3 separate regions of the Homo sapiens genome follow, and regions 1 and 3 are each linked to region 2. Evidence: chromatin contacts called from ENCODE Hi-C or POLR2A ChIA-PET data. All regions are on one chromosome and are shown on one strand. Each heading gives the region's core, a stretch centred on a gene start or an enhancer-like site at or near the end of the contact. The rest is flanking DNA. Distances are from core to core; before and after follow the strand shown. Region 1 overlaps EBF1 (EBF transcription factor 1). Region 2 holds the start of LINC02227 (long intergenic non-protein coding RNA 2227). Region 3 overlaps EBF1 (EBF transcription factor 1).

Region 1 (4,323 bases), core at 1,761-4,260, 340 kb after region 2:
GCCTTGAAACTTTGGTGTGGAAGGCACCACCAAATCAGGTCACTTGAGTCTAGGATCAACCACGCTACAGTGAAGTCAACACTTGGTAGAAAACTGTGAAAGTGGGCTCTAGTATACCTCCTAGCAATGCCATTAGTTGTGACATAAGTCAATAAGTTCCTATAGAGTTTAGGATTTGGGGAAAACAGGTAATACTTTTGTATTACACGAGGGAGGTGAATATACACTGAATAATAGCAGTGATGAGTTTCTTTTACACGGCAGGAATATTTTCTTGGCTGTTGGATTTAGCATATCAACAAGGGAGGCTGGACATACCTTTTCTCAGAGTTTCATTAGCCTGCTAGAATATTTAGAGGTCTGGGCAAGGTAAACTAACTCTCCCATGTTTGTGCTGAAGTAGAGGTACAGGTCCCACTCTGAGTATTGAATTATCTTTTCTCATGATGACATCAACATTGAAACTACAGAGAGCCTCTTTTGTAGTCAACAGTATGGGACACTGGATTTTTATCTCCCTTTGGACAATGAGATTGTGGTTAGCATAACACTGGTAAATCTAACATTAATGCTCTGTCAAAAATTGTTTTATGAAGGCTAGAAAGAGGTTGGAGAGAAAGGAGGTGCATCCAGGAATAGATACAAAAACATTGAAAGAGAAACTGAAATCAATTCTGTAAACAGCAGAAGTCAAAGCATCGTAGTTGTCATTAAGCACCTACCATTATAATATTCAAACAATAAGATATTTCCTGAAATATCAGATCAATTCTTAAAGGAGAGCTGTTCCCAGTGGGGTTTACTTGTGGTCCTCTGTCCGACATCCATTAGACAGGGTCCCTGTCTTTAGTAGCATGGGTTCAAACAAATGATAAGAGAGGAAATAGATTCCATTCTCTCTGTTTACTTTATTACTATTGATTTATGAATTCCCTCTGATCTATTTCCTAACTGGGCAGATAATATACATTTAGTACCAAAGGTAATTATCCAAAATGAATCTAGTTTGCAACTGGGTGATAAAAAAGAGAGAGGAGACTGATAGATTAAATACTTATCATTAAAAAGTATGGCTGATTGTATTAATATAGATACAAGAGCTTTAATATTCTCACTTTACGGCTAGATATAATTTCCTAGACTAATTGTGAGTTCATGTGGACACTTGGGCATATTTTATTTCTACTCTATATTTTATAGCATCATTTTATAGTGCAAATAATAAAAGCATTATATGAAAAAATTATTTCAAAAGTTTTTTTTAAAAATCTACCACTTGCAAAAAAAAATCATTTAGGGCATTTAAAAAAAAATCTTCATAAAGGGATAGAACATTTAGTTACCACAAATTACTATGGTTTTTAAAGCATCAAAGTTAGAGAAAAGAGCAAAGATTGTATCATTATACGAGTATAAATAAAACAACTTAAATTTCTAGCAATAGTGAATGGATAAATAAATATAGTAAATCCACACTGTGGGAGATGATGCAGCCTATTAACATGTTTATGAAGAAATTTTAATGCGTGGGAAAATGCTTATTAGGCTATGTGAAAAAAACAGGATATAAAACTGTGTGTGTGTAAACACATATACAGTATAACCACAAATACGAAGAAAATGTTCATATATATTTGTTATGTATAGAAAAATATGAAAGAAATATACAAAAATCTTTTTAGTGGTCAACTCTGGGTGATGGCTATTGGATGATTTGAACTCCTTAAATTCTATCCTGTTTTTCTCTAAATTTTCTAAATTAGCACATATTATTTTTATATCTAAGCACGTATTAGAGAGACGGGCGAATGAACAACTTAGAATGAATGGAAGGTAGGACACATGTTGCGTTTGCCCCTGGCTCATAATGACCTGAGGGCCATCACATGCCAGGGACTCCTTTACTGATGCCTCTTTGGAACCTCTCCACTTACAGGCAGAGTAAGCTGTCTGCAGAATCCTACCAGATGTGTCCAAGCGTCATACACTCAGGGATCATCACACTTTTAAAAGACATACGTAGTTATAGAAATACCAAAGTACTGAGGAAAGAGTACAGTGGAACAGTTAAGAGGATGAATTCTGGAGTCAGACGGTCTGGCCAGGTTCCTCCACTTGAGTAACTCTGGCAAATGCTTAATCTATGTCTCAGTCTCCTTACCTGTTGAATCAGGACAGTCAAGTGCCTTCCCTATAGAGATGTTCAGGGATTCAATGGGCTAAATATTTGTAAAACACTTAGAAGACTACGTTATACAATAAGTACTTATCCATTAAATGAATACATCTTTAAAATTCTGATAATATTGATCAGAATCAACTTACAAATAAAGAAATGGACATGGCCAAAATATTTATAAAACATTTGAGCATTTGTAAGTTGCTGAGGCAAGGGTGCAATTTCAGTTGAGCTTAAGTCGAGACTCAGGATTGTAGTGGTTTTAGATGGTTTTTTTATACTGCCAAAGATCTGTCCATCCATACATTTTTATCTAGAATGATGTTGATGATGCTAAGGTTCAAGGGAATAATTACTATGTGCAGTACTATTTGTAGTGTTTTGTTCCCCACTCTATATTTAGATTCTAACAGAAGATGTGAAACTAAATAGATACTCAATAAAAGTTTACTGAATGAAAACACAAATGAATGACTTCACCACAGCTGCATCAAGTTGTCTAAATATGATTATATTTCCACAAAGGAGCCATTGTTAAATGAACTTTCCCTCTATTAAGAACTAGGATTGAAGTATCAAATTTCTTAGAATCTAAAACTTTTTACTATTATAACTTAGAAACAATTAGATGGCAAGATTAAAAGGGGAAAAAGTATTTATTCCAAAAAAAAAAAAAAAAAAGCACAGCTTAGGACTTGAATATCTTCAAGGATCCATTTCTTAGGAAATCTATAAAGATGCAGAAAGCTTTAGAAATGGAGATACCAAGACAGCAATGGCAGCACCAATAAACAGAAATAGACGGTTCATCTCACTAGTTCTGTGGTTTTCTCCTACCCAGTAGAGCGTGACAAGAGAATGTTAAAGTAACTGAAATCAAGAACAATACTGGAAATAAGAACAGTCTACAATGGCAAATTTTTACTGTAATACATTTCGTTACTGAGTGAGGGAGGAAAACAACTGTTTTTAGATACTGTCCATTGTTTTCTATACATTTCAAAGCTCCTCTTCACACATGTAACTTTCAAACTGACAGTGGTAACTTTCAGCATTTTGTGGAGATCTTGGCTCCAATGCAGCAAATAAGAAGTGAAATGTCCCACGGTTGTAAAATCTTGATAAGTTATCCGTGTCACATTTTTCAAATGTGGAACTGCTCACACCACACAGATAATTATAGATGACCAGATTGTAACTGTTTTATTGCTTCTTTTTCCCCATAAATTTTAATTTTGGAAAGTTAAGTGAAAAATGTGGTTTCAATTTCCTACAAATTGCACACAATTTGGTTTTAACAAGAAAATAGAAAGAAAGGGTATGTTCTTTAAAGTGAATTATGAACTAGAGTTTGTTTTCGCTCGCTCAACACCGCAAAAATAATAAAGCACAAAATTTAGAAAAGATGCCTTACAAAATGGAAATCATGAACTATAGTAAGAAAGCAGAAAGTAATTTTTTTTTATCTAAACATGATTTAAGCAATCTAACAGGATAATATAATTGAGCTAGTCTTTCTCCCTCTGGTGAAGCAAGCTAGAAGGAAAGGATACCGGAGTAGAAGCCGACAATCTTAATACATGTATAACAGGAAATCTGTTAATAAGAAAAGGCTTTGTGTATCTCCATCTTACTCTCTCCACAACTGTCAGCAACAACAAAAGAACTATTAAAAGCAATCAATTTTGAAACCATTTAAACATATACCTAGAAACACAACAAAACACAAGAATTTATAAAGGAACTTTTAGTGGAAAGAAATTCTAGCCCTCTGATGGGTTCTGGCTATAATCTTAGAGTTAGACCAACATGCTTTCTTGATTCAAGGTAGTGGTCTGCTACAACTAGCATAACTAAAGGCAGGAACCCCATGAAGTGTCTCGACCACACCAAAACCACCAGCTGGAAAGCAAATAAGGAAATCAATCAACCAGATATTTTTTCTCCTTTCTGCCAAAAACTTTGAGTGAATGCACTTTTCTTCATTAAATTGACCACTGCTTTCACCTTTTTAGCAATGTAGACTGTTAGGCAAAATAAATTATTCATTATTCAGGCAAAAACTATTTCATCAAAGTTGTTGATCTTCATTGACCAAATTCTCCATGGCCTATGTTACTAAATAGCACCACCATAGCTTTCTC
Region 2 (4,951 bases), core at 123-2,622:
TCTCCTGCCTCAGCCTCCTGAGTAGCTGGGACTACAGGCGCCTGCCACCGCGCCTGGCTAATTTTTTGTATTTTTAGTGGATACGGGGTTTCACCATGTAAGCCAGGATGGTCTCGATCTCCTGACCTCGTGATCTGCCTGCCTCGGCCTCCCAAAGTGCTGGTATTACAGGTGTGAGCCACCGCGCCCGACTGTCTCTGCCTTTTAATTGCAGTACTTAGCAGTTTATATTTAATATAATTATTAATATGCTTGGGTTTTAAATATGTCCTATATTTTATTTAAGAAAGTCCTATATCTTCTTTGGCCTTTTTCTCTTTTTTCCCACTTTATTTTGTAGTAAACCAGTTTTTTGGGGTTTTTTTTTGTTTGTTTTTAGACATTCTATTTAATCTTCTCTATTCACTTTTTAGCTACATACTTCTACCTCTTTTTTTTTACTTTAATTAGCTTTTAATTTATTTCTCAGTCCTTATTTGCACAAGCAATAGCTTTTGATGTGGTTGATAAATTTCTCTTCCTTGAGAGAATTTCTTCTCTTGAATCCCAGGGCATCGTATGTGCCAGGTTTTCTTTTTCTCTTTCAGACCACTCCTTCTCAATCTCTTTTGCAGAGTCTTTCTGATTCTCTGACTTCTAAATTTTGGGGCCATTCTTTAGTTCAGTCCTTTTTTTCTTTATATACACCTTTTTTTTCTCTTTATATACACTCCCTAGGTTGTATAAAGGTTTTAAATACACTCAAATTTGTATCCCCAGTTTGATACCTCTCCCTGGAACTCAAGACCTGTTTATTCAATTGCATACTTAACATTTCCACTTGGAAGTCTAATAGGCATGTCAAACTCAGTGTGCCAAAACTGAGCTCCTGACATTCACCACCCCTCCCTTCATCTCTACCTCCATGCAGTCTAGATCCTCATTCAGTCTTCCTTATTTTAACTACCAATTTTCCCAATTGCTCAGGCAGAAACCTTGGTATTTTCCTTGACTCCTCTCTTCCTCTCACACCTCACTTCTAACCAATAAGCAATTTCTGTTAATTCTATCCTCAAAATATTCATTCACCCATCTCTCATCACTTCCACTGCCAGCCCAGGCAAAGCCATCATCAGCTCTCACCTGGATATTGCAGGAAACTTCTAACTCACCTCCTGCTTCAGCTTCTGTCCCTTGCAGTCTGCTTTTAGCACAGAAGTCACAGTGATCCTATTAAAACACACTTTAGGCCATGCCAGTCCTCACCTTTAACCCCCAAATTCTCTTCCATCTTACTGAAAATAACAGAATGAAGAGCCCTTTCTGTTATCTTCAGGGTCCTGCATGATCTGGACATATGACTACTTCCCACACACATTTTCACATGGCCTAATATCACATATCACCTTTTCAGAGGGGACTTTCCTGACCACACTCTATGTAAATATCACACTTCTCTCATAATTCATTTTTATCCTACTTTATTTTTTCTCTATAGAACTTTCTATTACCTGAAATTAAATATTTACTTGTTTATTATTTGTCTATCTCCCTAAAATAAAAGCTCTCTGTTGGCACTAGAACATGCCTAGTAAACAAATACTTCGAAAATATTTGCTCAATGCATATCTTTTTTCATCTTTGGTATTTTTTTTCCAACCTGGTAATTTGTTTTTTTATGTATGTCTGTGTGGGGTTTTTTGCTAAATTCTGTTAAATTTTTTTAAAATTTTAATTGTTATGAATACATAATAGTTGTACATATTTATGGGGTGCATGTGATATTTCGATACAAGTATACAATGTATAATGATCAAATCAGGGTAATTGGGGTATCCATCACCTCAAACATTTATCATATTTTTGTGATAGGAATATTTCAATTCCACTCTTCTAGTTATTTTGAAATATAGCATAAATATTGTTAAAAACATTCCAATTCCACTCTTCTAGTTATTTTGAAATGTACCATAAATTATTAACTATAGTTGCCCTTTTGTGCCACTGAACACTAGATCTTATTCTTTCTCCCTGACTGTATTTTTATACCCATTAACTGGGTCTTTACTCCTCCTCAATCCCTGCCACACCCACTGCTCTTCCCAGTCTCTGGTAACCATCATTTTACTCTCCAACTCCATGAGATCAATTTTTTCAGCTCTCACATATGAGTGAGAACATGCAATATTTATTTTTACGTATGTATGTATGTATGTGTGTATTTCAATGAAAATTCTCTTCATCTATACGTTTTTGGAAGACAGTGACCTGACTTAAACATCTTTATTTTCAACATATAGTGTAGACTTCCCCCAAAGGATAGCTTCTCAGACAGTATTTCCTGATCCATTGATTAATGATAGATAAAAGGGGCAGATATTTTTCCAACTTGTTTATTTGTTTGTTTTTATATATATATATGTATGTGTACATATGTTTGCACTTAAACTAGCAAATATTACCTTCTTATCTATAGGCTTTTGGAAGACAACAACCTCACTTAAGTATCCTTTGTTTTCAACACATAGCACAGACTTCCTGGAGACTGTTTTTGTATATGTAATTAAAAAAAACAAAAACAAAACAAAAAAAACCCAGAAGACTAACAGTCTAATTTTGAAAAAAAATCCACAGTCATGTGAATGACAGATGATTTTGGGTATGACTGGGGACTGGAATGGACACAGAGCTCTTTCAATTCTGTCTAACAAAGCCACAGACTAATGTTAAGGAATGTTTGTGTGATCTCTCCAGTGTGGAATCAGTACCCAAACACAGGAGTCTTTACAAAGATCCAAAATAATCATAAAACCATTATAACCACAAGCCCTCTTCAGAGTTATCCCCTCAATAGTGAATGCTGCCTTTTCAAGCCAACTCTTATATTGAGAGAAGGGTTGTAATATCTCCAGCCTGGAAGAAATCCCTATTCCTGTGGCTCATTTACTACATCTCTGTGGTTCTTGGAAGGAAGGATGGAGTGAAAGCCACCCCAGGCAGTTGACTGTGAATTCTAGTCTTAAGCAATGTATGGAGCACTTCAATAAACTTTGGCTATTTAGCCAGCCTTCGTTCCCTAGAGAAATACTGCCCAGCTATCCCCAAGCTCTGGTAGATTGTTTGCCACGGACAACTTATTGATTTATGGTCCTGGGCATTCTTAGAACTCTGCTAAGAGAAGGAAAAGGCATGATCACCTTGTAGGAGCTATGAAGGTAAAGCCTGCCTTCGAATCCTCAGGTAGCATAAGCAAGAGTACCGGGGGGCATAGTGTGCATTTCCTATTCTTACAGGGTGCCGGGCACATAGGGGTCACTCCATCAATAAGGGAGGAGAAAGAATGAAATGAACTGGGAGGATAAAAAGCAAGAGGCTCATTGCTCACTGGATGTCTACTGTCTAATGGGGAGGGAGGGACACAAACTCAGCTGGCTTTAAGTTATAAAGCAGGGTGAGAACTTTCACGTCACTGTGAATTCACACAGTTGTAATTTTTTACTTAACATTCACATGCTCTATATTCTTTCCATAAAGGTACAAACTGTATTTCTCTTAAAATGTCAATACTGCCACATTGAACTGCATAAAGAGCCTGACCTTGGAAGCTCTCCTGAGCAAGAAACTACCTAGGACCCTACCCTAAGCTGGTCTAAGGATATTTCACGTTTGTATTCCCCACAGGGTCTAGATTGAGGTTTGGCACATGTGAATGCTTAGTATTTCCTGCATAAACACCTGACTGAAAAAAAAATATGAAAGAGCTTGATACCAATGGCATCTTTGTTGTGTTCTTAGAATTCATTAGAAAAACAACTTTGCTGAATATGAAATGGAAACTCCAAGTCTTTCCCCGTATTGGTTAGCTTTCTCTCACCAATATGGTGCATGGTGCCAGCATAAAGTGCATCAGACGTGATAGTGGGCTTTCAACATGCCACACAGCAAGGTGAATTTTTCAGAACTCCCAAACCTCCCTTGAAAACACTTCTACGCAGGTCACATCATGATATATTTGCCATTTGTAAAGTGAAATACCATCATGAAAGAGAATATTTAATGCCATAAAGAAAAACCCTACCTTTCCCAGCTTATAAATGTCAGATCACCAATTCCAACTGCATAGGGAAAGAATCATAAAGTAAGATCATAGTCTCCTGCGATTTTTGAATCAAAATGGAAATTAAGAAATGAAGGTTTAATAATCCTTAACGTTTGCTCTTTGGGAAGGCTGCTGTTTGTTGAGAGTGGGGCTGGCCTACATTAGGGGTGGACAGTTGAGAGAAGCTTCCTTTTCATCATCCTGTCCTCACAGTGTGCACTTTTGCAAACTTTGTGGCTCCGGGATTGTACAAATACAATGTTTCCCTGATGGCCTCACAGCATGAGACAAGGCAAAGCATTCGGGGATGGTCCCTATGGTCCTGAGCCCAGTTTTAAGATGTAAGCAAGAATATCAAGGATAAATAAGTGCTTTGGATTGCCCAATTACTTCTACTTTCTCTGGCCTTGTGGCTTTTGATAGTCATGTAAAATTCACTACAAATGGATAGAAATGCCTCTTCTTCAAATGTTCCAGAGGAAAAAAATTCAAAGTTCCTTTAGCTGTATATACCAGGGCATTGGCAGCACTCAGGCACTTTGGAAAGCATGTTGGTGGTAACTACAGGGCGGCCACCCTGTCTGAAAGCATTTTGGTACATTTCATACAATGAATAAATGTTGGACTTCTATTATGTATATTAATTCATACCAAATAGTTAATTCATATGATGATATTATTTATGATGAAATTATTTGTTTCCGGACCTTCTGCCACATGTTTTATAATCTTAATGTGCTTACTCCATAAGCCACATCTCCACTTCTCAATTTTTAGTTGCATTCTTGCTCAAGAGGCACAAATAAGGATGTTCATTTCAGAAATGATTGGACTGGAAAAAAATGTTAGTCAGATTCTAAATGGTCGGTAATA
Region 3 (4,801 bases), core at 510-3,009, 470 kb after region 2:
GTTGCCTACCACAGGGTACTCATTGAAAACCAAGATGAAGCAAATGTGAGGGAGGTGTTAAAGACAGATTCCCACCAAACAAGGACTTTGGCCTCATCAGGAAAACTAAAAGAAATTTTAAATAAGATGATTTCCTTATCACCTAATTCAGTGCTATTTAAAGACACCTACAGGTACCACTTAAAAGCATCCAGCAGTATGTAGGTATACAGTGAGAAGTACCACCACCAGCAGTATGCAGATCAACAGTGAGAAGCTGCGAGTTGGCTAATATAGGTATGGGAAAGCTCACATCACACACATAAGGGAACACAACCTGTATGATGGAAAGAAGGCTAGAGAGAAAATATTGATCAGCCTAAAGAGAGGAGATGGAGGATTGTTTGTTAGTGATTTGTATAGAGTTGGAAGTTCCTAGGCCAGAGGAAAATTCATGAGTTTCCACTGGTAGAGGAGAAAACTAGAATATATCAGCAGATTATGAGCTGCCATGAATTTTTCTGTTTTTCCTCTTTAAACATGGATACTGATAATGAAATACCAGAAAAGTACACTCTGTGGTGAATCTGGCTTTTGATATTTATTAACATTAAATGGACTTTTGCAACTAAATAACACCAAAAAAAGAGAGAGGAGATACAACTATAGTATGTTCCTATAGCATGTTCCTACCCTCAAATAAATATCAAGAATATAATCTATGTGGAAGAAAGATCAAGTTGGCAGAAAAGGGAAAGGAGAATTAGGAAAGCAAAATAAATAGGTGCAGAGAAACTGTCACACAAGTGAATTGAGACTCAGTATTTAATTAGGGACAGCAAGCTTGCAAGGCTCTTGGTAAATGTCTACCGAAACCAACCACGTGTTGGTTAACACTGAGACATACAAACTGATCAATAGTACAAAACAAAAGGGCTCAGGTATGCATGTAAAGTCATACATCATTTCAATAAATTACGCTGTGTGTAGACAGGTTTTTTTTAGAACGATCATTCTGAGATCAAGAGCTAAATCATCTCAGCCACATCTTGATTTCTGCAAGACTCGGCAGGAATTATGAGGCTTAACAGCATTCTGACAATTAGCATATTATAAATACAAAAATGATATATTAAAGGGAGAGGAGGAAAAAAAAGGCCAGTGTTTTACACCTACAGTAATATAATTCCACTACTTAATGCAAAGTAACAGGCCTCAGAGTGTTTGGGATCCTCTTGTATGGTGTTATCTTCTCTATCAGTAAATGAGACTATGTGAACAGTACAACCTATAAATAATTCAAGGCCTGAGATGGCAATTATAGAACCATGCACAACTAGCATGAATATTTTATGAAGGCTAAAACAGCTCTCAGAATGAATCATGGAGAGATGAACACACACAAGCACACACACACACATACACACACACACACACACACACACACACACACCAGGCAGTTTTGGCCAAATTGTATTTCCAAGACAAGGCCTCTCTTTGATCTCTAGAACACCTTTATTTTATGGAAACAGTGATGATAGTTACATATTTTTCTTTTCTTGAATTTATTTCCTAAAATCCAAACAGAGGAATGAAGGTATGAATTTGTCAATAGGGTAGAGGAGCTTGAAACCGAGGAAGAAGGACAAACAATTTTTAACCTGAACTTCTGCAGATAATTCCAAGTGATTTTTTTAACCTTTCCAAATGGACTCTACAAAAAGTACCAAGTTCCAATGTATCAAAATTGAAACTGAAACCAGTGTCACTTCATGACTCAAGCAAGAGCACTTCCTATCCGAAAACTTCCCTCATATACATAAGCTTTTATTTCTAATTAGTCCTTGAGGAATACCTGTAATCCCTGCTTTCACTACATTCATAAGACAAAACAAATATTACTGAGCCATAAGCCTGAGCAAACAAGCTACTATATTTAAAAGTAGCAGCCCAGATGTCATACTCTATTAGGAAATGAGCAATGCCTAAGTTCTGAGCTGTTTCTGTAACCAAAGGATGTGCACAGCTGAAAAAAATGAAATTATATGAATTCACGTCTTGATTTCCCTGTGCAATGTACTTGTGCTATTTGAATAAGAGTTAATATTCATTTGAATTTTACAGAGATTAGCATTCATCATTTTTACCTGCCTCCTATTTACATATACCCAGATGATATCCATGTGGTTACACAAAACACCATTGTTTTCCTAAAGTCAATTTTAGCATAATTCACTTTCTTAATTACAACCTAAAACTGTAAAGACTTTTCCCAGTCCCTCCACAGAAGAATCTTAAATTTATGACCCTTTTGGTATGAATATGTGTGCTTTTCACTTCATTACAACAACAAGAATGGAACTTTAGGACTCTAGGATCTTAGCACAGGAAGGAACCTTAGATATCTTCTGATCCAACTGCTTCATTTTGTGGATGCGAAAAGTTTAGAGGCCAAAAAACTGTTCCATGGCATATTCGGTATCACATGACTAGTTGAAACACTACGGCCAATAATATAAAATATAATAATATTAGCAGGAACAAAAATCAGTAACAACCTCAAGTATTTACAGTGAGCTTGCAATAAAGCAGGCACTGTACTTTGCAGGCACTGTCTCCTTTAGCCTCCCAATACCTCTAATAGGTAGTATTATTATTGTCTCCATTTAAGGATACGAAAACTGAGGCTTAGAGAGATTCATGTATCTCTACCCTCAATCCCACGACCCCTTTTCCCTCTAGTGTACTCTTCAGGAAGTTACATCAGAATTCTCTATTTGAGTCTTGGCTAGAAGAAACTTTCATTACATGGACCAGTTATTACTGGAGACTTCCTAGATGGGAGACACACTGATGTTTTCGGTCTCACTGAGCCTGCTGCTTTGTGAGACCTCCGAGGGCATAGAGAGAAAAGGAAGCTCCTACAACCTGTACTGCAAGAACTTCAGGAAAAACAACATCTTTCCATAAAAAGTTTCACGTTGCCCTATTATTCAGTTTAAGAAGTTCAGAGCCACTGTTCCATGGGCCTGCCTTTTGTGTTCAATTTGGAGGCATGAAAATACCTTTAGAATTTGTAAATCTCAAGGCAACCGAGTGAAACGCCACCTACCGCAGCAGCTGGAGGGCAGGCCAGTGTTATGCTTTGATAGCCCCCTTTCGATTGTATTAATACAAAGGAAATTAAAAAATAGCATGATTCTCTCCCTTTCTTCTGCTCATGCCCAGCTTTGGATTTTCATAATAGGAGGGTAACATTTAGAGGTCTTTTTTACATTCGTGCACTAACCTGGTACAAATAGAAGTAAGCTGTTTGCTGTTTTCTTTTAGGTGCTCCAAAATATGCATGACTTTAGACCACAAAGTCAGAGAAATACCCTGTTTTATTGTAAAAGTGTAAAGAACTGAGCAAGTGAACTGGCTTTTGGCATGTATTTTCTTGAAGCCTCTATCTCCACCAACTCCTTTTCCTACTGCACCCAGATTCACTTCAGTTTTCCCACAGTTCCAAGCCCACAGTTCCAAGCCCAACTCTGAGAAGGTGCTGAGAAGAGGAAATCCAGTAACTGAATAACAGCCACTCTCTGGACTCTTGCCCCTATTCTTTTTGTATCCTCTAGGGAGCTACAGTGTCACTTACTAGGTGCATGCCCCTGAATGGGTTAATCTTTTCTTTTCCTTATTTCGACAGCCATGTTTACCTTTTGAAAAGGCGAGCAGAGGCACAGTATGGCACTGGAGTGCTAACTGCTAACACATGGGCTATGCTACATCTCGGCAAAAATTTCTCTCATACTTGTACCAGCGTCCCAGCCAAGATCAACACCATGAGTTTGATTTTCTTCATCATGAATTGACAGCTTATTTATCTCCATGGAAGAACTTTCTAAGCCCTTTAGGCACCCAGGCAACTTAGAAGGCATTCAGCTGACTGTTCAAAAATATTATTGCTTCATCAAAAATAGAGACTAAATTATTTCATTCCTGTTAGGCTGTTCTCTTTCTAGAGAGACATTTTAGTGACCCTGAGTTATGATAATAGTTTATAACCAAATACTACAAACGCACACACACACACACACTTTCCAATTGGTATTATATTTTGAAAACCTTTTTAGACCTAATGTTATGCTGACAGTACTAAGTTTTGTGAGGATGCACAATTTCCATGGCTTCCTTTTCCAATAATGGTTGGGAAGCCTCATTAGAATAATTAGGAACGAAGTCATTTCCGGTCGCCATATATTGCTCTGGAAATAATAGCTTCCAGTGCCTGCAAAACCAGCAAGGAATAGAATGCATATGCCAACTCCTGAGTCACAATGGAAAATAACATAACTCCATGTTGCTGTATGGAACCTAAACCAACTGCAACTCTGTCAGGTGCTCACGTCCAAAGAAAACTTGTCACTGCTCACGGGAGAAGTTTAAATCAATTTGCAAGCAGAAGACAACCCAGAAAACACTAACTAATTGATTATGCAAATGCAGAATCCAAAAAGTATTTTCCCTAGTAATAAATCACCTATGACTTTGCAACGAACAGCAATGAGAATATTGACCTGCTTTGGAGTGAGGACAGATCTGTATATATAACTATCAGCAGGAAAAAAATGTATATGAGCATGAGAAAGTGGCATGGGAAGAGAGAGAGGAAAGAGAAAGCTTTACTGGTTAGATTGGAGGGACTTGTGACCACAGAGCCTCCCAAATCAAAGCTAGTGCCCATTTCTCTAAAAGTATCTCTTCAATTAAGGCACTGGTTTCTGGTGTTATGACTTCCACATAACAGTAACAAGAGGAAATATTTACTGAATCCTTA

Evidence for each region. Hi-C counts contacts between places; a loop is a spot of excess contacts on that map. ChIA-PET counts read pairs that join two places held with the same protein, here RNA polymerase II (POLR2A). Pooled maps may share reads with other maps.
Region 1: a loop to region 2 is called in a pooled map, with 2.7 times the contacts of the local background. The contact joins the enhancer-like site here to the promoter of LINC02227 in region 2. A Hi-C loop is called at or near these places in 1 of 37 single-sample maps with no recorded cell type and 2 of 50 pooled maps. POLR2A ChIA-PET finds 5 or more read pairs at or near these places in 1 of 52 experiments (OCI-LY7).
Region 3: a loop to region 2 is called in a map of aorta, with 2.9 times the contacts of the local background. The contact joins the enhancer-like site here to the promoter of LINC02227 in region 2. A Hi-C loop is called at or near these places in 1 of 168 maps with a recorded cell type or tissue (aorta), 1 of 37 single-sample maps with no recorded cell type and 9 of 50 pooled maps.

What each region holds. Positions count from the first base shown.
Region 1 is chr5:158,749,486-158,753,808 of GRCh38, forward strand. All of the region lies in intron 10 of EBF1 (EBF transcription factor 1), which reads right to left. Among named protein-coding and RNA genes, the nearest start is that of LINC02227, 340 kb to the left of the region's middle. RefSeq lists a silencer at 2,962-3,081. Within about 2 kb of position 3,011, at least 2 of the 41 ENCODE cell types and tissues checked have a DNase peak (open chromatin) inside an H3K27ac peak, as active enhancers do; they include OCI-LY7, where a contact is called at or near this core.
Region 2 is chr5:158,408,401-158,413,351 of GRCh38, forward strand. It overlaps LINC02227 (long intergenic non-protein coding RNA 2227), which reads right to left and starts at 1,373. Exons shown (of 7, transcript NR_109888.1): 1 at 1,246-1,373.
Region 3 is chr5:158,873,657-158,878,457 of GRCh38, forward strand. The region is part of intron 6 of EBF1 (EBF transcription factor 1); the gene reads right to left. Among named protein-coding and RNA genes, the nearest start is that of EBF1, 220 kb to the right of the region's middle. Within about 2 kb of position 1,760, at least 2 of the 41 ENCODE cell types and tissues checked have a DNase peak (open chromatin) inside an H3K27ac peak, as active enhancers do.